Regions from separate parts of the Homo sapiens genome. Here region 1 is linked to region 2. A link is a loop called in an ENCODE intact Hi-C map of the cell type or tissue named here. Cell type or tissue: thyroid gland. All regions are shown on one strand. Each heading gives the region's core, and the rest is flanking DNA. Links, peaks and the distances in the headings are about the cores only. Region 1 has its middle 15 kb from the start of TLE3. Region 2 has its middle 190 kb from the start of TLE3.

Region 1 (16,269 bases), core at 3,597-11,596, 170 kb before region 2:
ATCATTTAGGTAGAATTCGTGCCCGGCATACCTGGTCTTTGATGGAGGTTCTGAGTTGGGATGGGGAATGGGGAGGGAACGAGAGATGAGAGGGTATTTGCCTGACAGATTTGATTTTCACTCTCAGATCTGTTATCAGCTTTGTATCTTTTTAATAAATGAATTTATAAACGTGAGTTTGTCACATACATCCAGCAATAGTGAGAGCCTGATTTTGTATCAAGCGTGTTCTCTTACACCAGTGGCTCTTAACTCAGGGTGATTTTGCTTCCAAGGGGAATTTGGGCAATATCTGGAGATATTTTTGGTTTTCACAACTCAGGGTAGCAGTGCCTTTGGGTACAGAACAGAGATGCCTCTAAACATCCTGCAATGCACAGAACACCCTCCTCAACTAAGAATTATCCAGCCCCAAATGCCAATAGTCCTGAAGTTGAGAGATCCTGACATATACTATCTCATGTAATCTTAATAAATAGTGTCATTGTCAGCTGGAAACCATCATTCTCAGCAAACTATCACAAGGACAAAAAACCAAACATCACGTGTTCTCACTCATAGGTGGGAATTGAACAATGAGAACACATGGACACAGGAAGGGGAACATCACACCCTGGGGCCTGTTGTGGGGTGGGGGGAGGGGGGAGGGATAGCATTAGGAGAAATACCTAATGTTAAATGACGAGTTAATAGGTGCAGCACACCAACATGGCACATGTATACATATGTAACAAACCTGCATGTTATGCACATGGACCCTAAAACTTAAAGTATAATAATAATAAAAAAAAGATAGTGCCATTCTCTATGTCCCTATTTTGCAGATGAGTAAACTGAGATACAGGAAGGAAAGTGTCACATGTTCAGGAAGGGAAGAAGCTGATTGGTGAGCCCAGGCCCCTCTGTCTCCAAAGCCTATCCTCTGTCCTCTACTCTCAGTGCCCTCTCTACTAGAAAGTAATTCAAATACCCCCAGCTCTAGGTTCCTGCCTTGTGCAGTATTTGAGCCATTTTAAAGATTGCTCTACAAGTTAGCAATTATCTAGTCATTCAGATAAAGTCTCTTTATGAAGAGCTAATGCTAGAGAAGTCCTGGGATCCTCTGGCAGCTCCTCCAAGTGGGGACTACAGCCCAGGGCCATTAGGTGCCTGCGTAACATTGGAAAATAGTCACAAAAGTTGCTGTTGGCACATCCCTGAAAGATGTCAGGGTGGAAGGCTAAATGCAGTTAGGTTGTATGGAGTTTGGCAGGGAGGAGTGGACTGGTGATGGGGTATTTTTTGCCTTTTTGGGGAGTGCCCTTCCTGAAGTTGAGGTTCTGCAAGAGGGAGATGGGGCAACCAGAGAGGGGTGGGTTGGAACAAGGTTGGGGGGCAAACACAAGAGACTGATGGGGACTCTGAAGGTCCAGGCTGCAGGTGGACCTGGGAGTTCTGGAAGTAGAGAGAAATGGGGGCAAGAAAAGGGGCAAAGGGGCTTCACTTGTAAGAAAGGCACATAGATGACTATAGATTTTGATGTTGGAGTGGAACTGAAAAAAAAAAAGACTCAATTTTGAGGGCCTGGAGGTCCAACTTATTATTTGACCACTAACCTACCACAAAAAATCTATAGTATGAAGCAAGGTACAAACAAAACCAACGCCATCTTACTTTTGTCTTGTGTTTTCTGCTTAAAGCATTGTCGTGTCTGTGGGTTTCTAGTTAAGACGCAACATGTAGAGCAGGGAAAATTATCTCCATGGCAGATGAAGAAGCTGAGGGCCAAGGAAGGTTAGGTAGTTTGTCCACCACCACACAAGTTGACGATGGCGAATTCTGACCAGACTTAGGCCTTCTGGCATTGGCATTGATTCTTTCTGTAAACCAGTCAAGCTTTCAAATTGTGCCCTAAGGAGGTCCTGGGATCCTCAGAAGTTGATGGGAGTGCTGAGAAGATGAGGAAGTAAAGAGAGTGGTCACAGGGATCGCTTCCTCCACCTCAATCAGAACAGCCTTAATTTTTATCTGTTTTATAGTTTAGGTGTCCTGGTGATGCCTCATTCCGAGGATCTTGTGTTTCCTCGTGCTTTGGGAGTCTTTTAGCTCTAATTTCACATCTCATTTGCTCCTGTGAAATGGCCTACTAGAAAAGGGAGACTCTTAGAGGCCCCATTCATACCCCCAGAGCTCGTTGGTAGGGAAAGTAGACTCAAATTCAGGCCTTGCTGTGTGGAAGGGCTGAACAGCTCAGAAGGGAAAGGCTACAGATTATTCTGGGGGCAGCCTCCCACCCTTTTACAGAGAAGGAAAGGAAGACCCAGAGAGATGGAATAACCTAGCCAAGTCATACCGCTCATGCGTGGTGGGCCTGGGATTCCGTGTAAGCCCTGTTGAGCTGCAGAGGTTGTGCCCATCACCATTGCATTACCCTACCCAATACTATCCTGCCTCACTAACCCGCCTTTCCTTCATGCCAGGTAGGTCCCAGTGAAATAATGCTCTGCTCTCTACTAAGTAGGGGCCTGGCACTTCCTAATACATCACCTAATTTATTACCTTGGCCTCCTGGCACTTGTCTTCCATTTGAACCTCCTCACTGGATATGTTCTACACTGCAGAGACTGACAGCTGAAAATTATGCTTCTAGACTCACTCACTGGAAGGGTTCTGAAGTAAACATGACTCTCCCATTAGATCCACCCAAGCAAGATGGGAGAGCAGCAGTAAGACAGAGACCATCTCTGGCTACCTGTTCTTTCTGGCTGGTGATGTGTTTGCGGAGATGGTGAGTTTTTCTGCACCTATGTTCCAGTATCCAGCCACTACCTTCAAAAACGTCAAGCGTTAAGTTGTGTGGGTGGAGGGTGCAACTCTCTCAGCTCTGAATTTTGATGACAGACCTTCCTGAAGTCAGAAGTTCTCGAGGCCACCATCTATTTCCCTATCTTTCTGACTATACTGGAAGAGGCAGCCCTCTGACCCTATAAAACCCCTAGAAGAAAACATAGGGGAAATCTTTGCGACATTGGAGTTGGCAATGATGTGTTGGCAGTAATGCCAAAATCACAGGCAACAAAAGCAAAAATAGACAAATGGGACTAGAACTTAAAAACTTCTTTGCATGAAAGGAATAGATTAAAAGAGGGGAAAAGGGGGCCGGGTGTGGTGGTTCACACCTGTATTCCCAGCACTTTGGGAGGCTGAGGTGGTAGGATTGCTTGAGCCCAGGAGTTCAAGACCAGCCTGGGCAACATGGAGAAACCCCATCTCTACAAAAATACACATACATACACACAGGCACACACACAAAGTAGCCGGGCATGGTCGTGCACACCTGTAGTTCCAGCTACTCAGGAGGCTAAGGTGAGAGAATCATCTGATCCCAGGAGGTTGAGGCTGCAGTGAGCCATGATCTCGCTGTTGAACTTCACCCTAGGCAACTGGAGTGAGACCCTATCTCAAAAAAAAAAAAAAAAAAAAAAAAAAAAAAAAGAGGGAAAAAGCAACCTACAGAATGGAATGGGAGAAATATTTGCAAATCACATATCTATAAGGAGTTAATATCTAGAATATATAAAGAACTCCTACAACTGAATAATAAAAAACCAAATAACTCAGTCAAAAAATGGGCAAAGGAAAGACATTTTTCCAAAGAAGATATACAAATGGCCAACAAACATATGAAAAGGTGCTCAACATTACTAATTATTAGGGGAATGCAAATCAAAACCACAATGCAATATCACCTCACCCCCATTGGGATGGCTGCTATTTAAAAAAAGAATTGTTGATAAGGGTGTGGAGAGATTCGACCCTTGGTGCATTGTTGGTGGGAATATAAAATGGTACAGCCTATATGGAAAACAGTATGCAGGTTCCTCAAAAAATTACAAATAGAATTACATATGACCCAGCAATCCCACTTCCGAGTATATATACAAAGGAATTGAAAATAGAATCTTAAAGAGATATTTGCATACCCATGTTCATGGTAGCATTGTTCACAATAGCCAAGAGGTGGAAGCATCCTAAATGTCCACTGACAGATAAGTGAATAAAGAAAATGTGATGTGATGTGGATGTGTGTGTGTGTGTGTGTGTATAGACACACAATGACATATTTTTCAGCTCTAAAAAGGAAGAAAATTCTGTCACATGCTACAACATGTATGAACCTTGAGAACATGATACTAAGTGAAATAAGAAAGCCACAAAAAGACAAATACTGTATAATTTCACTTATTTGAGGAATCTAAAGTAATCAAACTCATAGAAACAGAAATTAGAATGATGGTTGTCAGGGGCGGGTGGGAGAGAGGTATGGGGCGTTATTGTTCAATTAGCAGAGAGTTTAGGTTTTGCAAGATGAAAAGTCCAAAAATCTGTTGCACAACAACAGGAATATAGTTACTATTGAGTTCTATACTTAAAAATGATTAAGATGATAAATTTTATATTATGTGTTTTTTACTAGGATTTAAAAAAATAAATAAAAGGAGGCAGCGACTCTGGCAGGTGAGTTCTGTGGAATTCTAGTTCCTGCAGGCCAAGCCCCCAGGCCTCTCCTCTAGCTTAAGATACTAATTGCTTCTATTAAATGTCTGTTTCAATAGCTGGGGTGATTCTTGTTCCCAGCACCTGGCCTCTGACTGATACACTCCTGCTTCTTCCAGCAGACCTCCCTACTGTGCCAATCTCTGCCTGACTGAGGCTTTTTGGGGTCATTTATGTTTCCTTGATGTTTATCTGTTTTATTAGAGTAGTGATATTGAATGTAATGATGACACAAGGCCATTAAGCATATACATGAACAGGTGACTCCACGCAACCTAGGCACAGCCTGCTACTCAGAGCTTAAGTGCTACTTGCAGATATACAAGTTGGAATCCTGACACCCTAGCTTTTTTGCTTTAGGACCTTAGGCAAGACACTTGTTTTTGCTAAGCCTCAGTTTCCTCATCTGTAAAATTGGGATAATGCTAGAGCCTTGCTCACAGGGTTGTTGTGAGAATTAAGCAAGATAACGCAGCTGGCAGCAAGCCTTCAATGACTGTGAGTGATTCTGAATGAATGAGGACACATCAACCGCTTGGTCTCAATGTGTTCAGACTCCTCAGCCTCTTTATCTAAATCCAAGCTTGGACGCTTTTCTACCTAGAGCCAGATTCTCTGCTCCCAGAATTTAAATATGTCTCACATTAATGGGAGACACAGAAAGATGGGAAGCTGGGGAGCCAGAGGCCTCAATGTTAGAAGTCAATGTTCATCAAAGGGTTCCTGGAGTCCTCGAAAAAGGAGAATGCAGAGGTGGGTGGGTTTTCAGTAGACCTGAATGTGTGTGTAGGGGGTGAGAGGTAGGGAGACACTCCTCCAAAGCCAGCAAGGGCCAAACATGCAGGCAGCCCCAGCCCACCTGCCTGCAGCCTCCCTCTCTATGGAGGCCAAACCCAGAGAGAATGGGAGCCAGAACCAGGCTGCCCTCCACAGTTGGCACACAGGGTTCCTCTTTTAGCCAATGATGAGAAGCTCCTCTCCAGCCTAATTAACTGCAGACTTGTAACTTCTAACTCAGACAAGAATGAGGCCAGACACAGACTGAACAAGAACAAAGCCCCCACGACTGTGTCTATAGGGCTGGGCTTCAGAATGGATCTTCAGAAGATCTCTGTAATACTATTGGTTGGGGTCCGCAGAATTGAGGTATAGAGAGGATCCACACGTGGGGTCATCAACCCATGGGGGACATGGACCCCTTCCCAGATGGTACTCTAACATACATGATTTTGGAAAGGGCTCCCAAAAGGGGCTGAGGGAGATCAGAAGAGCAGATAACTTGGCCCTGGATGGCTCATGGGTTGAGAGCCAGGCTAAGTGACCTGGCCTTTATTCAGGGGATACTAAAATGACTGACTTGTAGGTGTCAGCCTTGAGCTAAGCCATTTACACAATTGTCTCATCAAACTGTGTAACAACAGGGTCATGATTGCTGCACGCAGAACCCCCTCAGCACTGAAGCCCCATGCCCCAGCTGCAGAGAGTATTGGGAAAGGAAAACACTGAGCTGAGACCACTTCAGCAGAAGACAGCCAGCTGCCTCCCCAGGAAAGCCAGCCTCAAATGATGCTAGGATGTGAGGGTCCCGGGAGGCCTCGTGCCCCAGCCCTTTTGAGGCAGCTCTGAAGGGCCAACCGAGATCCAGAGCTCCCCGTGGGGTCGCGGGGACATTGTTGTGACTTCATCAAGCCCTATCTACTTTTCCCTATGCCCCATCCTGCCTCCAGGTGAGGCGCTGGCAATGAAACACTCCCCAGTGAGTCCCCTGCATGGGAATATTCTCCACTTTATGGTCGCCAGATTTAGCAAATAAAAATACAGGACACCCAGTTACATTTGAATTTCCTTTAAACAATGAATTTTTTTTTAGTATAACTATGTCCCAAATATTGCATGGGACATACTTATACTAAAAAAAAAAAATCACTCGTTGTTTATCTGAAATTCAAATTGTACTGGGTGTCCTATATTTTCATCGGCAACTCTGCTCCATCTCAGTCTGTGCTTTGGAGAACCTGACCTATAACAAACCCCACCAAATGGGCACTATCATTGCCCTCATTTTAGAAACAGAACACTGAGCCTCAAATTCTGGTCCTATGAGTGACCCTGGTTATTAAGGGAGGAGTGGAACAACAGCAGTGGATTTGGGAGCTGGATCAGCTGGATTGGGGTGGGGTGCAGAAACTCCTCAACTATTTTCACAGCCCCACCATGAACTGGGCCTACAGCTCTGGAGGAAAGGACTCCAGTACGGGTTTTCCAGCCAGCCTTCCCTGGGCAGGGCTGAACTACCCCCTGGAAGAACATTTTAATCAGCCGCCTTGTCTCTGCCTCTCTTGGCCTTTGCTTTCATTGTCAGAGTCTCTGTCAATAGCTGGAAATCCAGGCAGCAGCACAAGCAGACATTTCGCTCCTTCCCAAGCAGAAATCTCACAAAGGGCAGGGCTCCCCTCTTTACAAGGAAAACAAACAGGTCTTCAGGCTCCCAGGGGCTGGGGGTGGGCTGGGGCAGAGGGAGGCTTGGGGGGAGGGGGAGGGGGCAGCCAGCTGGCTCAGCCTGGCTCAGGCTCCCACCCTCACTAGCTTTCCACTTCCATCTGCCTTTCCCCCACGCAGATCCAGACTGCGGGGGGAACCTGGGCGGGCTCCCCTCTCCTCTGGAGAGTGCAGCTGGCTGAAGCCTCAGTATTGCTCAGCCAGCCCTAGCAATTCCACTCCATCCCTCCCTAGGAACCAGGGTGACCTCTAAGCAAATTGGGTTCTGCCATTCCCCTGCTCAGAATCATTCCATCGCTCCCTGCGGACATATACTGTGCACTTTCACACCTCAGACCTTTGCCCATGCTGCTCCCTCTACCTGGAATATCGTTTCTTCTCTATTTGAACCCATCCATTCTTCAAGATCCTTTTTTCTTCTGTGAAACCTTTGCTGTCTGTACCCCCTTAGTCAGAATGAGTCACCTCCCTCTCTAGGCTAGCATGGTATCTTTACTTGTGTCTGACGCCCCCATCCCAGGCTGTCCTGCTCCACGTTTAGCTGGGCACATGTGGTCTCTCCCCCAGGCTGTGAGCATTCATCTGACCTTCGTGCAGCATTTTCCAGTTTGTGAAGTGGTTTCACATCTCTGCTCCCTTACAGCTCTCTTGGATAGACACCATTGTCCCCATTTATTTATTTATTTATTTATTATTATTTTTTATTATTATACTTTAAGTTTTAGGGTACATGTGCACAATGTGCAGGTTAGTTACATATGTATACATGTGACATGCTGGTGCGCTGCACCCACTAACTCGTCATCTAGCATTAGGTATATCTCCCAATGCTCTCCCTCCCCCTCCCTCCCCACCCCACAACAGTCCCCAGAGTGTGATGTTCCCCTTCCTGTGTCCATGTGTTCTCATTGTTCAATTCCCACCTATGAGTGAGAATATGCGGTGTTTGGTTTTTTGTTCTTGCGATAGTTTACTGAGAATGATGATTTCCAATTTCATCCATGTCCCTACAAAGGACATGAACTCATCATTTTTTATGGCTGCATAGTATTCCATGGTGTATATGTGCCATTTTCTTAATCCAGTCTATCATTGTTGGACATTTGGGTTGGTTCCAAGTCTTTGCAACTGTGAATAGTGCCGCAATAAACATACGTGTGCATGTGTCTTTATAGCAGCATGATTTATAGTCCTTTGGGTATATACCCAGTAATGGGATGGCTGGGTCAAATGGTATTTCTAGTTCTAGATCCCTGAGGAATCGCCACACTGACTCCCACAATGGTTGAACTAGTTTACAGTCCCACCAACAGTGTAAAAGTGTTCCTATTTCTCCACATCCTCTCCAGCACCTGTTGTTTCCTGACTTTTTAATGATTGCCATTCTAACTGGTGTGAGATGATATCTCATTGTGGTTTTGATTTGCATTTATCTGATGGCCACCATTGTCCCCATTTTAAGGATGATGCAATAGAGACCCGAATGGTTTCCTGATGTACTCATCATCAGGTAGCTAATAACTGCAGAACAGGACTCGATTGCGTAGATCTTCGAGTCAAAGGCCAGTGCTGTTTCCAGGAGAGGCTGGCATTCTGACCTTACATGCAAACACCACCTAGCTCAATGGCTAGACACACATTATTTCAATCGTGCTGAGAGGAACCCCTTCCCCTGCTCTCCCCACCAACCCTCCTGAGGCCCCAGCTCCTGGCTGGGTATGAGGATGCTGGGGCACGAGTTCGACTTCCGGCCCTGTCTGCTTCCTCTTTAACTGGAATGCTGGGGCCGGGTGACTGGGAGGTCAGCTTCTGGGGAGTGCAATAGGAAGCTACCATCATTGTGCCATTGACAGTAAGGCCAAGAGGAACTGGGATTGGGGCCCATGCACTCCGGAGAAGGGGAGTTGTACCAGGTGCTTTCCGTCTCTGGGTGGCCCCAGCATCAGCAGCCTACCTGGCAAAGAAGCAGGTCTGGAATCTCCCATTTCCCATGGGCCATGCGCAGGGCTGCCCAAGTACAGGGCTTAGGTAAGGGCTTCCCCCCTAGACCTTTAAAGTGGACACCAGTCTCATCAGGGAATCATGACGGCTCTACTGTCCAACCAGATCCCCAGTCCCACCTCTTGTCACCCACTCTGCTGCTACCAGCAGGTCCCAGCCACAGTATTGCCTCTGCTGGCAGACTCTTGCAGCCCCTAACATGCCTCTGTGTTTTCACCCTTCCACCCCTCCGTGTAGTCTGCGCTCAACTGAGGAGTCAGGATGATCATGTCAGTCCTCTGCTCCAAACCCTGCCCTGTCTTCCCATTTCTAGCCAAGAAAAGCCCAAGTCCTTCAGTGGCCTGGTGGGCCACAAACAGATCATGGAGAGGACCTGTCCCCATTGTCCTCTGCCCCTCTGCCTCGCTCACTCCACTCACCCCCTCCTCTGTGCCAGATCCAGCCCCGCCTCTGGCCTTCACACTGGTTGATCCTTCTGCCTGCAAGGTTTTCTTGGCTAACTTTCTCTCCCTCTTCTTTCACATCTTGCTAAGAACCTCACCTTTTGAACATGGCCTACCATACTGGAGTCAGTCCCATTCCACCTCCACCACTGCTCACCCTACTCCCTGCTCTACTTTTTGTTTCTTTGTTAGCACTTTCACCTTTTAACAACCCGTGATTGCTCACTGTCTGTCTCCTGCAGTGGGGAATGCCATCTCCATGAGGCAGCCAGAGACTCTGTCTGTCTTGTTCACTGCTGCAGCCCTAAAACAGAGCCTTTGCCTGTGGTATGCACTCAATAAATATTTGTGGGTGGAACTGAATCTATGAATGTGGATCAGGGGTCCCGAACCCCCGGGCTGTGGACCAGTATCTGGCCATGGGCCTGTTAGGAACAGGGAGACCCAGCAGGAGATGAGCAAGCATTATTGCCTGAGCTCTGCCTTCCGTCAGATCAGCGGCAGCATTAGATTCTCGTAGAAGTGTGAATCCTATTGTGAACTGTGTATTCGAGGGCTCTAGGTTGTGTGCTCCTTATGAGAATCTAATGCCTGATGATTCGAGGTGGAACAGTTTCATTCCAAAACCATCGCCATCCCGTCCGTGGAAAAATTATCTCCCATGAAACTGGTCCCTGGTGCCAAAAGTCTTGGAGATCAGTGATGTAGATAACAGTCCCTAAATCAATGAGCTGTATAATAATTAAATCAATCCATCAAGAACATGAATGTTCTCATGATCAATGTGTTAAAATGAACATGACTGTTATTCTCAGTGAAAGGGCTTAAGGGTACTCCTACCTCTTCCTTCCTGTTGCTGGGGCCTGGGGCCCCATTCTGTGAGTGGGACCTCAGCTAACAGAGACCTGGCCTTCTCCCCTTCTAATCCCCTGCCTTCCCTGGAGAGTGGTAGGTGGGATGGGGAGGCTCATCTGACAGGGATTCCTAGAACAGCCTGTGTTTGTGTCATAGGAGGACATGATGGCCCCATGTGGGCAAGGGACGTGACCGAGGTCTGATGCCCAGCCTAGGTCCCTCTCACCATCCCTCTGGCAACTGCATATTTGGAATCCCAAGGCAAGAGTCAGTATCTAGCAAAGGATGCATTAAAAAAAAACTGTTCGTGAAATGTTTTAATATAGAAAGCCTTACATAGGCATTTTTCATTTTTATTTGGTTATGCTTATATTAAATCATTTTTGTTGCAAAGAATAAAATAATATGAAATTTAAAATGTCCTGGAAAATCCGAGGTATATGATTGTCTGTTTGCATTTTTCGTTTCAGCAGATATTTATTGAGGACCCATGATATGTAAGTCTTGGAGATGGAGAAGGACAAGACACATTCTCTGCTTCCGAGAGTTCTTTGGCTGGGGTCCGGAGAGGATGGGTGGTGTTGTGTAAGAGAGGATGTTGCTGCTGTAGCAGTTGTGCTCTTTGGTATTTATCCAAATGAGTTAAAAACTTATATCCACACAAAAACCTGCACAGGGACATTTACAGCAGCTTTGTAATTGCCCAAACTTGAAAACAACCAAGATGCCCTTCAATGGGTAAATGAATGAACCAACTGTGGTACATCCAGACAATGGAATGTTATTCAGGGATAAAAGAAAGATATGAGCTATTAAGTCATGAAATTACAGGGAGAGACTTTAAATGCATATTACTAAGTGAAAGAAGCCAGTGTGAAAAGGCTGTATGATTCCAGCTAGATGACATTCTGGGAAAGGCAAAACTATGGACACAGGAAAAGGATCAGAGGCTGTCAAGGGTTAAAGGGAAGGGAGGGATGAATAGGTGGACCACTGGAGAGTTTCAGGACAGAGCAACTACTTTGTGTGACACTTTATACATTTGTCAAAATCCAAAGAATGTACAATATCAAGAGTGAACCCTAATGTAAACTGTGGACTTCACCTAATCATGTATCACTATGGGTTCATCAATTATAGTAAATGTACTATGCTAATGCAAGATGTTAGTAACGGGGGAAACTGGGGGTGAAGTGAAAGGGTGTTGGGGAATTCTACTTTCTGCTTGATTTTTCTGTAAACCTAAAACTGATTTTTTTTAAAGTCCTTTAAAAAAAAGAGCGTCATGAAGTGTAATCACGGAGAAATGCATAGGTGTTATGGGAGCAATCTGGGGTAGGGGGTGGGGAGGGCTTGGGAGCATGGGGGTCACTAATGAAGTCAAGACCCTTGTATGTAAAGTTAGACAGACAAAGTTTCAAGTTCCACCTCTGCCACTTATCCACCATGTAGCCTTAGCCAAGTTACTTAACACCTCTTAAACCTCAGCTTACTCCTCTGTAAAATGGGGCTAATGACGCCTGCCACCAAATTATTATGTGATTTAAATAAAATGCAAATAAAGTACTTGGCACTGCCAGTGATGAGAGTCAGTGCTTGGCGAAAGAGAGCTCCTTTTCATGCCATGGTGGGTGAGGAGGCTGGCTCAGGTGGAGAGCAGGAGGAGAAAGCATGCCAGCCCGAGAAGTAATGTGGGCAGAGCCCTGGAGGTTCAAGGAAGAGCAGATGCAGGGGGTTTGGCTCAGCCAAGAAGGGCATGTGGAGGGTGGGGGCTGTGGCTGCAGAGGCAAAAGAGTTAGGTAGGGTGCTGTGGCCTGGCGTGCCATCCCAGGGAGTTGCTGTTTCCTCTTGAGGATTGATGGAAGGCAGGATGACTGGCACCAGGGAGAGCCCTGATTGGCTTGGCAGTTTAGAATGTTTCCTCCAGTAGGCACAGAAAAATGATGGGAGAGAGTATGGGGGAGGGGGGAAGCAGGACAGGAATGACAGCAGCAATCCAGGGACAATTTTTCTGGGTCAAAGTAGTGGGAAAAGTTGGACTGTGGGGTCTAGGAGCTTGGGATGTGGCTTGGGAAAGCAGCTTAGCTGAAGTCACCCGCTGGCTGGCTGTGTGACTGTAAGTAAGTCATTTAACCTCTTAGAGTCTCAATTAGTTCTTCTTTAAGAATGTCCATCTTCTAGGAAGATCCTGAAGTTGAAATAAGATAGTAAGAATCAAAGAAGTTCTGGGGGCGGGAGAGACATGAACTGTATACTGAAGTCTCCAACTATGGGAGGTGGAAGACGAAAATGGCACAGGCTGAAACTGTAGCATTCAGAGCAAGGACCATGGGGCTGACAGTGCTCAGTTTGAATACTGGCCCCGCTGCTCACTAGCATGAAATCTTGGTCTCGCCACTTAATTTATTTGAGCCTCCTTTGTAGCATCTGCAAAATGAGGATAGTAATACCTACCACACAAGGTTCTGTGGTGGGGTCACATGAGACAATTGCCAAGGGCCCAGAACATAGTGAGGGTTTCAAAGATGAGAACAGTCATTACTATCATCATTATTATCATCATCCTTGGAGGAATATAATCAAGAATATTTTTCTTTTATTGCGATCTGTGTTATCAACATGATGTATGTATCGTGAGTGTCTTGATAGTAAAAAATTTAATTTATCAAAAGAATAAGAAGACAAGCCACAGACTGAGAGAAAATATTTGCAAAACACATATCTGATAAAGGACTGTTAATCAAAATATACAAAGAACTCTTAAAACTTAACAATTGGAAAACAAACGACCTGATTTCAAAATGGGCAAAAGATCTGAACAGAGACCTCACCAAAGAAGGTATATAGATGGCAAATAAGCACGTGAAATGATGCTCAACATCATATGTCATTAGAGGATTCCAAACTAAAACAGTGATGAGATACCACCCCACACCTATTAGAAGGGCCAAAATCCAAAACACTGATACCACCAAATCCTGGGGAGGATGCGGAGTATGTGTGCACTCTCATGCACTGATGGTGGGAATGCAAAATGGGACAGCCACTTTGGAAGACAGTTTTAAACAAAACCAAAAGTACTCTTATCATATGACCCAGCAGTCTCACTCCTTGGTATTTACCCAAAGGAGTTGAAAACGTATGTCCACACAAAAAAATCTGCACATGGATGTTTATAGCAGTGTTTTTTTCTTAATTGCCAAAACTTGGAAGCAACCAATATGTCCTTCAGTAGATGAATGAATAAACTGTGTTATATCCAGGGAATGGAACATCATTCAGTGATAAAAAGAAATGAGAAGCCAGGTGCAGTGGCTCACACCTATAATCCTAGCACTCTGGGAGGCCGAGGCAGGAAGATAACTTGAGGCCAGGAGTTCAAGACCAGCCTGGGAAACACAGTGAGACCCTGTCTCTACAAAAAAAGAAAAAAAAAAATTAAAAAAAAAAAAAAAGAAATGAGACATCAAGCCATGAGAAGGTGAGGAAGAATCTTAATGCATTCTGTTAAGTGAAAGAAGCCAATCTGAAAAGGCTACAGACTAGGATTCCAGTGATATGATATTTTGGAAAAGGCAAAACTATAGAGAGGGTAAAAAGATCAGTGGTTGCCAGAAATTAGGGGAGAAAGATGGGTGAATAAGTGGAGCACAGAGGATTTATTTAATTTCAGAGAAAGGTCTCGCTCTGTTGTCCAGGCTGGAGTGCAATGATGCAATCATAGCTTACTGCAGCCTCAAATTCCTGGGCTCAAGTGATCCTCCTGCCTCAGGCTCTGAAATAGCTGGGACAACAGGTGTGCACCACCACACCTAGTTAATTTTTAAAAACTTTTTATACAGATGAGGTCTTGCTATGCTGCCCAGGCTGAGCACAGAGGATTTTTAGGGCAGCGAAACTACTCTGATGCTGAGATGGTGGATGCATGTCATTACACATTTACCAAAACCCACAGCACGTACAACAACAGTGAGCCTTAATGTAAACCATGGACTTTGGGTGACAATGACACATCAATGTAGGCTCATCGATTGTAACAAATGAACTCTCTGGTGAGGGATGTTGTTAATGAGGAGGTTGTATAAATGTGGGGGCAAGGGGTGTATGTGAAATCTCTGTATTGTCCATTCAATTTTGCTGTGAACCTAAAACTGCTCTAAGAAATAAAGCCTATTAAAACAATTTTTTAAAATTAGCTCAGAGTTGACACACAGAAAGAAACATATCCAGGAGACCAAGCACAGATGAAGCTCATGGATTCAGAATCTTGGAGAGGGGAAGGTCTTAGAGATCCTGTTTTCTCAGTCTCCAATCTGTGACCCTCACTTTTATAGAAGATTCCCTCATGAAACCGCCCCAGTTGGAGGACTTTTTCAGTGGGGCCTGACTTTCTTGGAATCTCAGTGGGTCTGAAGTAAAGACTTTAAAGATTGCTGCCTAGCCCCTTTGCAGTTCTGATGAGAATTAGGGTGTAGGGGACAGTGCCCCAGTCTCCCAGCTGTGAGTGGTTCAGCTGGATTGAGCCTCTGAACTCCCAGGGCAGAGGTCTCTCCTGTGGCCTTCCCCCTTGTTGGAAACCCCTTCCCCATCCCCCAAGGAGGCCTGTGAGGGTTGGACCTGGGAGGACCAGGATGGCCAAGGTGTGCAGTGCCAGGCCCAGGTGGAAGTGTAGTGGGGGATAATAAAAGTCCCCTGAACTCCAGGCCCAGGCCCAACAATCGTCCTGCACTCTCCAACCCCCCACCCCACTTCCAGGCTGATCCTCCTGGGCCCCAATCTCTCATTGCCTGGTGCCCTTGGCCTTGCTCCAGGCTTCTCTAAGGAGAGAATGGGGAGAGGCCTCATGGTCTAAGAGTGCTGAGGGCCAGGCCTTGGAGCAGGTGCAAGTTGGGTCTGGACTTTTCCATTCCAAGCCCACTCCCCTGCCCCCAGCTCAGCCACCCAGTTGACCCCCTCAGGCAGGAAGGGATGGTGGACAAACAGCTTGCATGTGGCCTGCCGTTAAGAGGGAGGTGGAGACACTCCCTGGGGCCCCATCCATGGCTACACTGAGCCTGCTGCCCTGTCATCAGATGAAAAGCCAGCAACTGCTCCTGAGAGGACCTCATTGATTAAGTCTCTCCTTGTTATTAACAGCAGGAACTCTGGGCCCAGGGTGTAGCCTTGCAGAGCTCTGAGGGAAACAGGGTGATGAAACAGAGACCTGTGGTCACAATCAACACATGCCCCTTGTTGGCTAAAGCCCACACTCCCTCCAAGGCCCACAGGGTCCCAGGTGACTTCAGCAGCCTCCGCTGGTGCCCCATGCTGGGCTCCAGTTTCAGAGCTGCACCAACCCTCCCCAGGCCTGCTGCCCCAGTAGCACCCAGCAATGGGCTTGAGCCGGCTCCCACTGACCTTTGATTGTCTGCGTTCAGTGACATCATGCCACCATGAGAGTGTTTACACCATACAATGCCAAATGCTACCAATCTGCTGACCCCTCCACCGCCCACCCTAGAGCCAATTATTAGAAATTTACCAGCAGGTCACTGTGCATGCTGACCTTTGCCAGACACACACTTCCTTCCCTCTTAAAAAAATTATTATTATTTTTTTAGAGACAGGGTCTCGCTCTGCTGCCCAGGCTAGAGCACAGTGATGCAATCATGGCTCACTGAAGCCTCAATCACCTGGGCTCAAGCAATCCTGCCTCAGCCTCCCAAATAGCTAGGACCACACGTGCATGCCACCACACCCAGCTCATTTTTACAATATTTTTCCAGAGGTGGGGTCTTGCTATGTCACCCAGGCTGGTCTCAAACTCCTGACCTCAAGCAATCCTCCTGCCTCAGCCTCCCAGGGTACTGGGATTACAGACATGAGCCACCACACCAGGCCACTTCCCTCCCTTTCTATACCTCAGTTCAGGTGGGGCTTCCTTAGAGAGGCCCTC
Region 2 (16,269 bases), core at 3,340-11,339:
CGTCCCCAGATCTGTATTTTAGGAGCTCAGCAGGAAACTTGGAAGTAGATTGAAAGTTGTAGACCTTTAATTTGGTCTCTATGAGATTTAGTCTGTCGAGAGAGCCTGAGATTCTCTGGCCTCTAGGGAGGAGGTTCTCAACCTACACTGTTCATTAGAACTTCGGATGGCAGAGCTTCATACTCAGAGATTCTGATTTACTTGGTCTCGCAGGGGTCTGGGCACCATTATTTCTCCCCAGGTGATTTTGTGATGCCAGCAAGGCAGGAGAGTAAGGGAGGAAGAGAGAGAGATGTGGGGAGCTCTGAGTCTTAAATCAGGGCATGACGGGGCCAGGATGGGGATGGGGGAGTGGGGAGGCTGCAAGAGCACTGCTTCAGCTGCTTTAGCCTCACCTTTTCCACACACCCCTCCTTCTGTCCCTGCTTCCACAGCACCTGCTCCATGCCAGGCCCTGTGCTGGGCACTGGGACACTGATACAGTTATTGCTGGAGTGTCCAGTCCTCAGAGGAGCTTGGTGTGTGTGTGACGGTTCCTAGACCACTTCCCAGCTCACCACGGTCAGGAAATGTGCATGTTGAGAATGACCAAGCCAGAGGAGTCTCTCACCACCTCATTTTCCTGCCTGAGGCCCGGGGATGAGAAGGGACTCGCCCATGGTCACATGGGTGTAAGGGCGAGAGACAGCTGAGCACATGATGCAGGTGAAGGTTCCCAGCCTTTCCCAGGTGCCTGGGCAGCGGGAAGGACTGAACGCTGCATGAGGGTTTAGGGGCAGGGAGGGGGAGGAGTCAGGGGGTGAACTTGCAGCAGAGAAGGGGGAGGATGGAACCCGTCACAGCCCCAACACCATAGCTGAGCATCCAGTGCCCTCCAGAAATGGGAGTCCACTTAGTGCTCAGCGCCTGTGTTAGCCCATTTCGCATTGCTGTAAAGGAACACTGGAGAGTGGGTAATTTATGAAGAAAAGAGGTTTGATTGGCTCATGGTTCTGCAGGCTGGACAAGAAGCACGGCACCAGCATCTGCTCAACTTCTGGGGAGGCCTCAGGGAGCTTTTACTCAGGGCACAAGGTGGAGGGCGGACAGGGGTGTCACATGGTAAAAGAGGGAGCAAGAGGGATGCCAAGCTCCTTTAAACAACCAGCTCTCACGTGAACTCATAGAGTGAGATCTCGCTCATTACCATGAGGATGCACCAAGCCATTCATTTGGGATCCACACCTATAACCCAAACACCTCCTACTGGGCCCCACCTCCAACACTGGAGGCCACATTTCAACATGAGATTTGGAGGGGACACACATCCAAACCATATCACGCTCATTGTACAAATGTGGGAAGTGAGGCCCAGGAGCAGTGGGACATGTCCAGGGCCACATCCACACTCAGACATGCACAGATGCACATGCAACATATGCACATACACACAGGCACACAGCCACATACACATGCACACACATACAGATACACACAGTCACACTCACATACACACAGGCACACAGACACATATACATGCACACACATACAGATACACAGTCACACTCACATACACACAGGCACACAGCCACATACACATGCACACACATACAGATACACACAGTCACACTCACATACACACAGGCACACAGCCACATATACATGCACACACATACAGATACACACACAGTCACACTCACATACACACAGGCACACAGACACATATACATGCACACACATACAGATACACAGTCACACTCACATACACACAGGCACACAGACACATATACATGCACACACATACAGATACACACGCAGTCACACTCACATACACACAGGCACACAGCCACATATACATGCACACACATACAGATACACACGCAGTCACACTCACATACACACAGGCACACAGCCACATATACATGCACACACATACAGATACACACGCAGTCACACTCACATACACACAGGCACACAGCCACATATACATGCACACACATACAGATACACACGCAGTCACACTCACATACACACAGGCACACAGACACATATACATGCACACGCTCACACAGATACACAGTTACACTCACATACACACAGACACACTCATACACACACAAATGGACACACAAATGCACACATATACACACATCATACACACATTTACACACAAGCACGCAGACACATACAACATGCACCTATTCACATATAGATACATACAGACATACATATACACAGCCACAGGCACAAATGCACACATATACACACAGACATGCATACATGTGAACACACACAAATACACACATACACCATACACACACTCACACAGCTTAGACACCTATGATCTCCAGAGTTCTTTCCACACACAGCTTTGTGTCTCAGCCTGAGTGTAGGTTATTGATTCTTTGGTATTGAAAAATTTATTTCTGCATTTTTAAACCACAGTTCTGGCTGAGGATACCCTAAACCTTAACATCAAATGAATCATCGTGATGTGAGGTTTCGGAGGGTGATCGTCTTTTCTATTTCTCTTAATCAAGAAATCATTTGTAATTGCCTTTAATAGAGATAAATGAAAACCCACCTTTACCTTATTATAAAATTGGTATTTTCAATCTTTAAATATAAAGTTTCTCAGCCCAGGAGTCTATAGATTCTGTAAAAACAGGAAGCTCCTCTTCCAGGAATTTGAAATTGCTTCAACCTCCTCATCGACTGAGATGGCCAGGCTCCTCTGTGTGCCTGGCTAAGGTTCTAGAGCCCAAGCAGGCCCGCCTCCTGCCCACTAGGGGATCTGCTGACATGCACCCCCAACAGGGCAACAGGGACTAAAGATAGCCCCTTCGCCCACAGGGATACTCTCACATATACTGACAGACATTCATCTGCGTGAACACACATTTATCCACACCAGCTTACACAGAGAAACGTACACACACACACACCCATGCAGATACATGTGTGCCAAGACACACACACGTATGCTTCCATCACACACTGTGGGCCTCCTATACACACACTCCAAGGCTCCTTATTGCCTACAAATATAGAAAGGTGTGTGTGTGTGAGAGAGGGAGAGAGAATAAGAGAGACTTTATTTTATAGGAAGATGGGGAACAATAATTTGGGGCTCTATATTTTAAACTCTAAGTCCTAAGATTTAAAACAATCTATTCTTAATTCTCACCTTCTTCCCCTCCCACCCTGACCGCCACGCTTCATTTTCTAGAAAATCAACAGGTGAGATGCTGAGGATCTGGGGTGACATCAGCAGGTGATACAGGGCAGAATCAGGGCCTTCCTCCATCACCTACTGTTCAGAGAGGAGCAGCCAAGGGTCTTCAAGCCAAAGGGGCTGCCTGAACAAACAGACATGTAGAACTCAAAGCAGGTGGAAGGTTAAAAGGTGTTGCTGCTTTCTGCAAAGCCCACTGTTAACATCTCCTCCAAGGCCAAGAGCAATTCTGTAGCAGGAAGGTGCAGAGGCCTCCCAAGACAGTCTCCTGGAAAGTAACCACTCACGTGGCATCTCATGGGAGGAAAAGTTAACAGAAAAGGAATCTCACAGGAGGTGAAGGGCACAGGCTTTGCTTCTTCAGACCCCAGGGACAGGGTGCCCCTTTTGCTATGAGTCGAGCAGCAGAAACATCTTTGCTGCAGCCCTGACAAGCTGCTCTGTTTATGAGTCACTAGGGAGTCACTCTGGCTCTCCTTCACATCTAGAAGAAACCGTATTCATCTCTGATGACCTTCTACTGAACACGGCAGCAGCAGAACCCCAGAGAATGTCAGAATGTCTGACCCAACTTCAGCCTCTCTCCTGGCACAGCTGGCAGCCAATAGTGTCAGGGACTGGCCCTGGACCAGAGGCCTAAGCATTGGCTTCTAAGCCACTTGCAACCTCAGCTGCCACTTAACTTTCCTGGGTCTCAGCCTCACTTCTGTTACCATGGGGAGGCTTATTACACAGGCACACATGAGTCTCTAGGGTTCCAGAGCAAACCTATCACCCATGACAATGAAGCTTGTAGAAGTTGTTCTTATCTGAGGCTCACTGATCACAACAAAAGCAGAAGATCACTTCCTCAAAGATGTGACAAATGGACTCGCAACTTGATATATGCCCGGAACATTAGAGTTTACAAAGCTCTTTAAGAAAAGTATTTTTCTTTATGCTCCCAACACCCCTGTGAAGATTACATAAGACATTTTTATTCCACCTCTGAAGATGAGAAAATCGAGGCCCCAGAGAGAAAAAGTGTGTTTTTCTGAAGGTCACACATACAATAGATGTACAGAGGCGAGACTCCAACCCAGCACAGGCTCAGAACATTCCAAAGGGCTTCAGAATTCAGGGTATGTCCTCACAAATCCTTTTGGGGTGGTGCAAGAAGCATGACCCTCAGCCAGAATGCAATTACCTGCCTTTATCCAAGGGGGCCTGCAATGTCCACTCAGCACACTGAGAAGGCAGTGACCATGGCCATCATTGCTCTATTCCTGGCACCTGGCATATGGTGCCTGCCACAGAACAAATGATCAGATTATATTTGTAGAATAAATGGGAGAATGGACCCTGGCTGATTGGATGGATGGATGGATGGATGGATAGATAGATGGATAGATGGATAAATGGATGAATGGATGAATGGGTGGATAGATGGATAAATGGATGGATATATGGATGCATGGATGGATTGATAAATGGATGAATGGGTAAATGGATGGGTGGATGGATGGATGAATAAATGGATGGATGGATGGATGGATGGATGAATCAATGGATGGATGAATGGATGAATGGGTGGATGGATGGATAAATGGATGGATATATGGATGGATGGATGGATGCATGGATGGATTGATAAATGGATGAATGGGTAAATGGATGGATGGATGGATGGATGGATGGATGGATGGATGGATGAATCAATGGATGGATGAATAGATGAATGGGTGGATGGATGGATAAATGGATGGATATATGGATGGATGGATGGATGCATGGATGGATTGATAAATGGATGAATGGGTAAATGGATGGATGGATGGATGGATGGATGGATGGATGGATGGATGGATAGATGGATGAATAAATGGATGGATGAATGGATGAATGGGTGGATGGATGGAGGCATGCCTGCATAAATTGACAAAGAATGGTTACAGACTTTGGAGCTGTACAATCTTAAACTTTAATCTTGCCTCCGTGTTCCTAAATTTGTGCCTCTGAACAAACCACTTAACCCCTGTGAGTCTCAGTTCTCTCATCTGTAAATGGGTAGCGGTATCTACCTCATACATGTGATAAAGATGATGTTAGCAACCCATGCAAAGCCCAGAGCACAGTACCTAGATGAAGCTATGCTTCCATCATTGGACTTATTTCTATCTGCTCCTGCAGGACCTGGGTTTGTCCACCATGGCACCATCTGCTTCCACTCCTGCCCATTTCTGCCCACTCCTGGTCTCTCCAGCCTGTTGGGATCCCTGGCCATGCCTGGCAGATGGTCAGTCATTACTGTGGCCCTGCCTGACCTAGGTAGCTCATGGGGGCCAAGCCCTGGCTGTGTTTCCCTGCTCTGCACCCAGCACAGTCACCTCCGTTGTCAGATACCCAGGGCCAGAACAAGTACAGCTACTGGATTCAACCTTCTAGAATTCAGACAATGGGGATATATGTGCTCTAGGATATATGTGTCTAGCCACCTTCCCTGTGGCTGACATCAGGTATTAGGAGAGAAAGAGAGGAAGATCCTTCCCTGTCTCCTCTTTTTCTCACTTCCAACTCTCCAGGAAAGGTGCCAGGAAATGAAAAGGACCCATCTTATCAGTCAGGATGCTTTCTCCTGCATGAAACGGGGAACCCCTACCCAACTGGCTTGAGTAATAAGAAAGCTTGGCCGGGCACGGTGGCTCACGCCTGTAGTCCCAGCACTTTGGGAGGCCAAGGCAGGTGGACCACTTGAGGTCAGGAGTTCGAGCCTAGCCTGACCAACATGGTGAAACCCCATCTCTACTAAAAATACAAAAAAATAAAATTAGCCAGGCATGGTGGTGGGCGCCTGTATTCCCAGCTACTTGGGAGGCTTAGGCAGGAGAATCACTTGAACCTGTGAGGCGGAGGTTGCAGTGGGCTCAGATTGCACCACTGCACTCCAGCCTGGATGACAAAGTTAGACTCTCTCTCAAAAAATAATAATAATAAAATAAAAATAAAGTAATAAGAAAACTGTGAGAGAACAAAAGGCCCAGAGGTAGGACTGAGCCAGCGAGATCCACACTTGGGTCACGAGATGGCTGCTGAAACATCATCCAGGCTCCACGCATCACATGTAGATGTGAAACAGACAAGCACAGGGGTAGGCCACTCATCCGTGAGAAAAACCTTCCCCAGAGGAAACTTCCTCTTTCATTCACAAACTCAAGGTCTCGTAACCCCATGCCAGGATGGCTGGACTCCAGGAGTCTCCCTGCTTTGAAGTGTCTGCGGCCCCAGCTTGACCTGGGCTGCAGGCCTTAGGTAAGGACCTTGGAGCCCTACTCTCCTCCATAAAGGTAATGCAGTCACTTCAATATTCGCTCAATATGTCCTTTGATGGGGACGGACCTGCTGGGCTGGCCTGGAATATTAGCTGGGTTAATTGTCCCTTCAAATGAACAACCAGTTTAATCAAGGACTTAATGCCCTCAGCTATTCAATTATGCCTGCCTCTGGACATGCAGATTCCATTACCACCCAAGCACCTTGCATGGAGGGAGAATGAGATTGTCTGGTGCGTGTGTGTGTGCATGTGTGTGTGTGTGTTGTCATTGCCCACAGGCATTTGTTAAGAGCAAACTGTGGGCCTAGAGCCCAAGCTGGCAGGCAGCACCTGACCTTGGCTGTTGGCTGCATGACCTCATCAGGTAGCTCTGCTTGGTTCTGCTCAAGAGGGTTTTGCCACCACATCTCACTTGCAAATAGTGTGTGTGTGTGTGTGTGTGTGTGTATGCAGCCATTCCAGGACTGACATGTAGCTCTATTCATGAACATGCACATTACACATTACTGAGTTTAAAAAGAAGGTTGCAGACTGCATGCTTACAGCATGATCTGTGGATGGGAAACTATGCTTATCCAGATCTATATGAATATTGATGGACAAGGACTTATCTGAAAGAGTAGTCCTCCCCATTTTCCCACTGTTTACATCTGGGTGGTGAGATGTTAGGTTATTTTGTTTTATTTTTATTTTCTTTATATTCTGGCTATTCTACAAGAACATATACAGTCAAATGAAGACACTACAGCAATTTTTGCTTGGGGACATTTTCTCATGCCTTTCCAAAGCCCCTTCCTGTAAGTAAAGATCACACCTATCTCTCCTCCTGAGAGGTCTCAAGTGTTGCATTGGGACTCAGGAAATAGCTGTGGCCCTTATTCTGTCATCACCTGTTTTGGACACTCTGGGACTTAACTGGCTCCTTCAGAAAATGATTCTGTTATTTATTTCAACAACTTGAAAGGACTTTCATTGGCTTGTGATTATAGGCAAATACATGATCACTGGTAAAAATTTGAAAAATGCAGAAAAGCATATAGAAGTAAACACCACCCACAATCACATCAACCAAAGAGATCCACTGATACCATTTTGTTGTATTTCCTTCTAGTCTTTTTTCTGGGCAAAATGGGGGATTAGGACCTGGAGGCAGGCTTAAGTGTGGGTGCTGACTCTTCAGAGGCAGCCAGTGTTCTGGACCCAGTGCTGCCACTTACCAGCTGGGTGGCCTTGGCTGGGGACCCCACCCGCTCAGCCCGGTTCCTTATTTGTAATGTGGGAATGATCATCACAATGCCTTTCTCATACGGTATTAATGGAAATGAGGACTAGAAAGCTTCAGCACTATTCCTGGCACAAAGCAGAACATTATTGTTAGACTATAAACACTATTTTAGAACCCTTTCTCTCTTTCTGTACACCAGCCTCATATCACTTCTCCCATTGCAAGCAGTTGCCATGCGGATGACAGAAGATGAGGCAGTCGGTGACTCCTGGCTCTGGCTTCACACCAGAATTATCTGGGAGGCTTAGAAAACACTGGTGCTTGGGCCCCACCCCAGCCTAATTAAATAAGAATTGTGGGGGTGGGGCCCTGGCATTGGTTTTTCTGGAAAGCTCCCCAGAGGATCCTAATGTGAGCCCTGGCTGAGCACCACTGGTGCATGTCAAAGTGCTTTAGAAAGGCCAGAGAGCTACATAAACAAAGGAGTTATTATTATTCATTAAGGATACTTCTCTGGGGGTGGAAATGAGTTCATTGACTCCTCCTCACTCTCACCTGATCCTTCTAGTGGGACACGTTGGCAGAATCACAATCTCCTGCTCAGAGTGGGGCTTTAGGGCTCATAAGGCATTCTTACCACTTCTGGAGCTGAGGGCTGCATGGTTTTCTGAAGTGTCGACGCTGTCCCAGGCACTGTGCTAAGCTGAGCACTTCACATGCAGAACAAGGGAAAAGGCACTTCTTCACATTGCACCAGCCTCTACAGAGGGCACTTGGTAACATTCATCAAAAATGTAATATGTACACACCAATGCTACTCCCAGATATAACTAATGGAAATGAGCTTTAATTAGTGCTCCCCCAAAGAATGTATATGGCAGCATTATTTACAATAGCCTAAAACTGGGAGCAACCCAAATGTCCATCAAGGGTTGAATGAATAAATAAGTTGTAATATAGTCATACAATGAAACACCAGCCAGCAATGGGCGGGGGGGGGGGAAGCTACTGCTAAACACGACATGGGACATGGGGTGAATTTCACTAATGACATCTTTTTTTTTTGTTTTGGATACAGGGTGTCACTCTGTCTGTCACCCAGGCTGGTGGAGGGCAATGGCGCAATCTCAGCTCACTGCAACCTCCACCTCCCGGGTTCAGGAGATTCTCTTGCCTCAGCCTCCCGAGTAGCTGGGATTATAGCTGTCCACCACTATACCCCACTAATTTTTGTATTTTTTGGTACAGATGGGGTTTCACCATGTTGCCCAGGCTGGGCTCGAACTCCTGACCTCAAGTGATCTGCCTGCCTCGGCCTCCCAAAGTGCTGAGATTACAGACATGAGCCACCGTGCCCAGCCCACAGATGTCATCTTGAACAAGAGAAACCAGATACAAAGAGTACATCAATTCTTTATGATTCCATTTATACAAAATTCAGAAACAGGCAAAACCAATCCTGGTGGTAGAGGTCAGACTAATAAATTGCCTTGGTACAAATAAATTGTCCTGGATATCCACCAAGACAAGCCATGAGATGGGGCTGGAAACATTCTATGGTAACCTACACCTTCATGTGGGTGGTGATTGCACAGGTATATACACAGCCTGTGTATCACATGTATCAAATTTATTTGGCTGTACACTCTTCTTTTTGCAAGTTAAATTTCAAATCAAATTTTTTAAAATGCAAATAAAATTGCATATATCCTTGACCCTCATGGCTCCATGTCTAGAATTTCTTTTTCTGTGGGTGTATTTGCACAATGAGGATACTACATAGGTACAAGATTATTTATTGTAACACTTATTGTAAGAGCAAAAAATTAGCAAGAAACAAAAATGTCCATCAATAGGGGCAGGTTAGATAAAGTACGGCTCTTTACCATGCAGCATGACACCGCCATGCAAAAATAGAAACAATCACCAGCATATGTTCTTAAAGTGAAATAAAAAGCAATGTGCAGAGATGCATAAAGAATGGGCTATCCTTGGGGTTAAAAAATATAAAGAGAGAGAGAGAGAAAGAGCTTAGTATATGTAAGAGTAAAATGAAAAAGCTCTGGAAGGACTTATAAGAAACTAGAGATTAGTTGACCATGAAGAGGGGACCTGGGTGGCAGGATAGGGTTGAAGGAAACTTTTCACTGTATATTTTTTATGCATTTTGAATCTTGAACCTATTAAAATTTCTTTTAAAAAAAATCTAAAACAGCCAGCCCCACATTCACCTTCTTCAAGGCCTATTGCTGTGATACAATTCCAACGTTCACCTTGGCTAATACAATCCCAAACCTAGCCCCATTGCCCCCGCCCTGCCATCCCTTCAATACTCTACTTCCTGATGCCTTGAACATGTGACATGACTCTCATACCTTCCCTAGGCCTTTATATCTGCCGTTCTCACCTTGGGATATGCCCCATTTCTGCCAGGTGTCACCTCCTCCAGAAAGTCTTCCCAGACTTCCCCAGACACCTCCGGGCTCCTGGAGCCCGTATTTTTCATATATCATTTCTCATGTGTCATTTGTCATACAGTTCACAATAATTGGTTTCCAGGCCTATGTGCCTTACTGTAATGTCAGCACCCAGCATAGTGCCTGAAAGTAGGGATTATGGAATGAATGAATGAATGAATGGGTGGTTTTTACCAGGATGGGAGCTGAGGAACAGCTTTTGTCTTTTACACATCCTGTTGAGTTTCCAAATTCTGTATAAGCATGAGCTGTGCCTCAGTTTTCTCATCTGTAAAATGGGAATAATAACAGCTCCTACCTCACAGAATTATGTAGTGAGGATTAAATGAGTTACTACAGGTAAAGCATGTAGCAGTTATTATTATTTCCAAATCACGATATTGTGATAAAGGAAGAAAATATATTCCAGTGAGTCTGAATCCAGACCCCCAGGCAGTGTCTCCATGACTAACTTTTCTTTCCTGTGACTTTTCAACAGACTAGGGCAGGCATTGTAGTTGAGGGCTGGCAAGGTTGTCAAAGGCCCCTGATCCTCCAGACTTCAGAACCCCTTTTCAGGCCTCTCTCTCCCGTCAGTGACTACACTGGGTAGGGTGGAGGAGCGGGGAGGATCATTTAAATGAGAAGCCCAAGTCAGAACACAGCACAGTCTCAATGGGTGAGTTGGACAGTTATACGTCAACCTCCAAATCTGACCATGGAGAGAGAATTGGGGGCACAGACCTTTCTTTGAGTGTCTTCAAGCCACCCCCCCCCCCCCATAGATCCCTGCCTGGAATGAGTCAGGGGAATGTCTTCGCCTTGCTAAGGTCCAGTGTCCTCATCTGCCAAGTGAGGATAGTGACTGTAAGCAGGAAAGGAAATGACAATTCAATGAAACCATGAGGAAAAGAGCTTTGGAACCGGTAATGCATTGGCAGAGGTTAGCAAACGGTCAGCCTGAGGGCCAGAACATTGATTTGCATTTGAATTACATCGGACACATCAGGACTCTCCAGTTGCCCCAGTCCCCACCACTCCCTGTTACTTACTCCAGCCTGCTCCACACTTTCACTCCTGAAGGCATGTGAGTTTGCCACCCTTGCTACACAATATTAGTTACCAAGGTGCCTGCTCTTCTGTCAACTGCCTGCCTTGAAGAGGCAGCCAGCAGGGGAGAGAGGAGGTGTGACTCTTTGAATGCCTGGGGCCACTCTGCTCCACCTGTCTTGGCACTCCACTGAGGTCCAGGCCAAAGCCCCATCAGTCTCAGCCCCAGTAGTTTTCCATGAGCTGAGAAGTCGCCAAACCTGCATGCTGCCAAGAAGACATGCCTTCCTTTAGCCTCTAGGTACGGAGAATAAATCTGCAGTCTCCTAAACTGCCAAATTCCTGGTCTGCTGGAGTCTGGGAGGCTAAATGGTGCTTACTAGTCTGGCTCCCAGATGCCCCAAATTCCACCATTATCAACACATTCCTCCATGTTAAGCATTGCGCTGTAAAGTTCAACGATCTAGTGGGAGGGGCAGGAGAGTGAGTCCAAACTAGGCTGGAGCAGATCTTTAAGGATAAGCTTCGGAATGGGGGGAGGCAGATTCTGTAAGCTGAAGACAGAACTGGTGGAGGAAGGGGAGAGGGAGAGAGAGACGGTGAGGTGTTTGAAGAGGAAGTTCCCAACCTTTTCAAGGGCAAGGGTGAGACAGGAAGGGAAGTAGAGGAGGAGAAGAGCCAAGAAGCAGGGTGGGCACCCAGGCCAGTATGGACAACCAGTCCCATGTTGGGAGCCGGCAGAGTCCACTGTGTTGTTTGCTAAGTGAGCAAATGACCTCCTGCAGGAACAGACGTGGCTGAAACCACCCCAAATTGCTCTCCCCAACCCCTTCTCCTGCTCTCTTCCATCCAACCCCCATACAAACAAAGGAATATCAAATGTCCCCTTGCTAGGAGGATTCTACTCCCACTGGGATAGAAAAAGGATATGTCGGACCCCCGGATCAGAGCATATCATCTGCTCTCTCATCGAAGGCAGGGATAGGCTTATAGGCCCCAGGAGATCACCCCAGGTCTGAGGACCTGTAGGTCTCATCGGCAACCTCCAGCCCAGGAGGAGCCACCTTTCTTAGGGTCTGTTCTGACAGCAGACCCTGACACATGCCCTTTTGTCCTCAGGGAGAAAGAGTCTTTGGGAGTAGAAGGGGAGTGAGGTGGAGAAATTCAGCTGCCTCCAGATTCCTTGACTTCGCTGTGTGGATCCAGGCAAGACACAACATCCATCCTCAGTTCCCTCATCTGCAAAATGTGCACAGCTATAGTATTTGCTTCATAGGGCTGCTGAGGATTCAAGGAAGGGGCTCTAGGGTAGGGATTTGAGTTGAACCTGATAGGATGGACCAGATTTTGATGGGTGTTTCAGGCAGGGAGCCAAGGCTGAGGGCAGGGGCTGAGGAATACAAGGCATGTCTGGGGCATAGCCTGTGGTCAGAGAAGAGAATTCTGGAAAGGCAGGCTATGGCTTTATTACCGAGTATCTTCACTGCCCAGCTAAGGACCCTGGACTTGATCCCATAAGCAGCGGAATGCTGTTGAGGGATCCTTGCATCTAATAGAGGCTACCAACGCCCGAGGGCGTGATTTGTTCCAGGCCCCAGGGGACGCTTGGTTGCAGTTTTATCTGTCAAATCAGTCAGAGGGAGTCCCCTCCATTAGGGTCAACAGTGACCCCCAACCCCTTCCCTTCTGCCTCTTCTATTTCTAGGACCTGACAGTGACACAAGATAGACCTGGTCTCAGACATTGGTTCTGTCACATCAGTAGGTGACTGGGCAAGACCCTTAACCATAGGAACCTCAGTTTCCTCATCAGAAATATGGGGGAATAACATTGTCCTCACAGGGTTGTGAGAATGACATGAACTGGCTCATGTGGGGTCCAGGCCCAGCCACCCCCTGGCAGATGCTGGTGGTACCAGACATGTCCTTTTCCTGCCGAGCGGGCAGGGCTGCTGGCAGCAGGCAGCTTTCACACTAATTGCCCACAGCCTTCTCCTCTGTGGCTCTGCGAGCAACAAGACAGCGAATGACCCGTGACTGGAAATCTCGAGGCCAGGCTTAGGCCTATTAGAAAAATATGGAACAATTATGAATGGCAGGAAAATTGTTTTTCTTTGTTTGCTTTGGCAGAGAGAAGAAAACCCTCCTGGAGCCTGGATTTAAGGTGGGGAGAAGACAGGGAGGAGACTGCAGTGTGTGCCAAGTGTCCTGGGAAAAGAACTCATGTTTTTTGTGGCCCTGCTAAGGCATGGTGCAAGACACCTTCATCGATGCAGCAGGGGCTCCCCAAGCACCTTCTGCACACCTAGCGCTGATCTGGGGGCAGGGACACAGCCAGACTGTCTGCCCCAAATCTGGGTTAGTCCAAAGTTGGAGCAGACAGACAAGGTCCCTGCCCCCAGGGAGGAGGAAAGGTAAGATGAATGAAAGCAAACAATAAGGAAGAATCTCAGCGATGACTGCTATGAGAAAGTGGAGCCAGGTGAGCTGTGAGGGAGGGGCATGCACTAGGGGCTGGCGGGGGGTACCTGAGAGAGGAGATCTAGCCTGCCATTCCAAATGGGAAGAGCATTTTGGGTGGCAGGAACTCTGCCAGAATGCTCACCTGCACCCTGGCCTCTTGGCCTCACCCGAAGCCTAGGCTCTGAATTTTGTTTTCCCCATTGTACAGGCAAGGAGACTGAGGCTTAGAGAGAGAAAGTGCTTTGCGCAAGGCCCAGGGCAGTGGGAGGATTGGAGCCAGCACTCTAAGGACTGCAGTCCTTTCTGCGTTCTAATCTTTGTGCCTTGGATCCAGACCAAATGATCGGGTAATTGACACGTCACTTCTTCCCAGGCCCAGTGAAGGGGGAAAGTTGGTGTGACGTTTTCCAGATCCTCCGCAGGAATGGCCCACAAGACCCAGAGCCTGGCAAACTGCATGGGCAGTGCCCAAAATTGCCACCCCAGGAGCAGAGGCCACTGATGTGCAGCAGTTCAAATGTTGCCCTAGAAGGTGCTTCTCCAGGACTTCCCCTGCGAGCCTGTGTGGCAGGAAGCAAGACAGGATAAGGGCAGGTGTCTGTCTGCCTGAGCAGCATAAACCGGGGAACCTTCCGCCGTGCACAGACCTGTCTACTGGAGGGCTCCTGGCTCAAAGACGGACTGGCCAGGATCCCAGGGGATCCCCCAGCACCTAGTCTCTGTGGTCTGAGAGGTACAGGAATATTTGGGAGTGGTGAGTTCCCCCTCCCTGGAGGTGACCAAGCCCAAGCTGAAGGGGAACCCTGCATAGTTAATGGCCACCCTCAGCCCTCCAGCCCCTTTTATGGGGTTAGTCCAGAGTTGGAAGCATGTGAGCCCACAGGGCATGGAAATGTGCAGAGGGCTCTGCAGACCTGTGGATTCACACTGACGATTAGGTGATGGGACCCTGGGGAAGTGCTGGGATCCACGGCCAGAGATCTCCTGACCAGTTTCTGATAACTTATTTATCCAAGGACAGCATGTCCTGTTACAACATAATTCCACAAAAAAAAAAAAAACCTTTTAACATTCCTTATGCTAATGAAGAAAACCTAATGTATAGATAATAATTTATTTATTCAGAAACATTGTATCACTATTTTAAGTTGAATTACCACAAGAACAGTTTAACACCTAAGTGGCATCCGTGGACCAGCAGCATGGACATCACCTGGGAGCTTGCAGAAAGATTCTCAAGTCCTACTCTGGACCTTGAATCAGAATTTGTGCCTTAGCAAGATCTTCAGGTAATTTATATGTACACGGAAAAGAATCAAAAGGAGGTATAATCATGACTCTCATACAGATATAGAATGAGCCTGGATCAAAAGTTTTATTTCACTCATTCATTAATGAGGAAACCACTAAGATGTTACAATCAATTCAAAGGAGAATGCAAAAGTAGACACATAATATAGGTCATCAGGAATCTGAAGTGAATTTACAAACAGATGCAAAACTGGCAAAAAAAAAAAATCTATAGGGCAATAATCAGTTGCATTGCATTGGACATAATTTATATTTATATGGACAAGAATCATTTGCATTACCATCAGTTTTTTACAATTTGCAGAATTGTAAAATAGCTCAGATAATGAAAGACTGAGAAAAAACAAAACCCCCAGAAGGGTACGCTGGGACATCCAGTAGTCTATCTCTTTCCCTTTCTTTTTTCCCACCATTTTAGTCTTTTACAGTTTTTCTTGACACGCATTACAGCTTGTTAAGCACCTCTTAGATCACTTCTGGTCTCTGGCATGCCTGAACACAGAGAGTTTCTCCAGACCAGGACTAGAGCAAACTTTTGAGTAAATCCCAGTGCCTGTCATGCTCTGCTTGGGAATGAGCCTGGGGGTGGGTGTGGGGCAGGGGCAGGCCAGGCCTACTGACCTGGTAAATTCTCATTTGTCTGAATCCATTACTACTATTACTATTGCACGCTGGGCCCAGGTGGAACTTTCATTCAAGATGCTATCAGAACATCTGAAAGGACAGAGACTCAGGTCTTCACTGAGCTTATGCAGTGTGTCTGGCTGTTTGGGACTGCTTGCAGTAATTGCCAGGACATGAAACTTGATTTTGTCTGTGCTTTGATATCACAGTGCCTGGTGTTGTGCCTGTAGGGGAAGATCCAAGCTCTCAATGGCCCCTTAATTATTGGTTATCAGTATTTATCAAAAGGAACTACTAGTTGTGAATAAGCAGAGTGGCTTAGGGGGCTGGAGAATGAGCGACTGGTTAGGACCCTCATGTCTGGTCTGGGTCGTTGCTTTTCTGGGGCAGTCCACCATGCAGGTTTAGAAGTAGACCCGGTATCAGACAGGTCTGGGGTTGAATCCCGGCTCTGCTCGTCTCTGGCTGTGTAACCGGACTGCTTGTTTAACCCCTGCTGGGTGCCAAGCATGGGGCCAGGAGTTGTGAGCAACCCAGTGGACACAATGGACATGAGGCTCGTAGTGTAGCAGGGAAAAGACATGAAACAAAACATCACACATGTTGTTTTGTAAGTT

The links. A loop is a pair of places that touch in the nucleus more often than their neighbours do. Peaks named below come from ENCODE experiments on the same cell type or tissue, not always from the same donor. Only the 100,000 strongest peaks of a DNase experiment are listed, where the experiment ranks them.
Region 1: it touches region 2 in a loop (2.1-fold over the local background); 3 of 110 quality-filtered maps call a loop at or near these places.

Annotation. Positions count from the first base shown.
Region 1 is chr15:70,104,680-70,120,948 of GRCh38, forward strand. No RefSeq gene overlaps it. Among named protein-coding and RNA genes, the nearest start is that of TLE3, 15 kb to the left of the region's middle. RefSeq lists enhancers at 5,633-6,144, 6,657-7,168, 7,169-7,678, 8,631-8,925. In thyroid gland, for the core only: no CTCF peak of the experiment used is centred there; DNase peaks (open chromatin) are centred at 6,882 and 8,837; H3K27ac peaks cover 1,506 bases.
Region 2 is chr15:70,278,215-70,294,483 of GRCh38, forward strand. No RefSeq gene overlaps it. Among named protein-coding and RNA genes, the nearest start is that of TLE3, 190 kb to the left of the region's middle. RefSeq lists an enhancer at 14,242-14,741. In thyroid gland, for the core only: no CTCF peak of the experiment used is centred there; DNase peaks (open chromatin) are centred at 6,827 and 8,137; H3K27ac peaks cover 2,198 bases.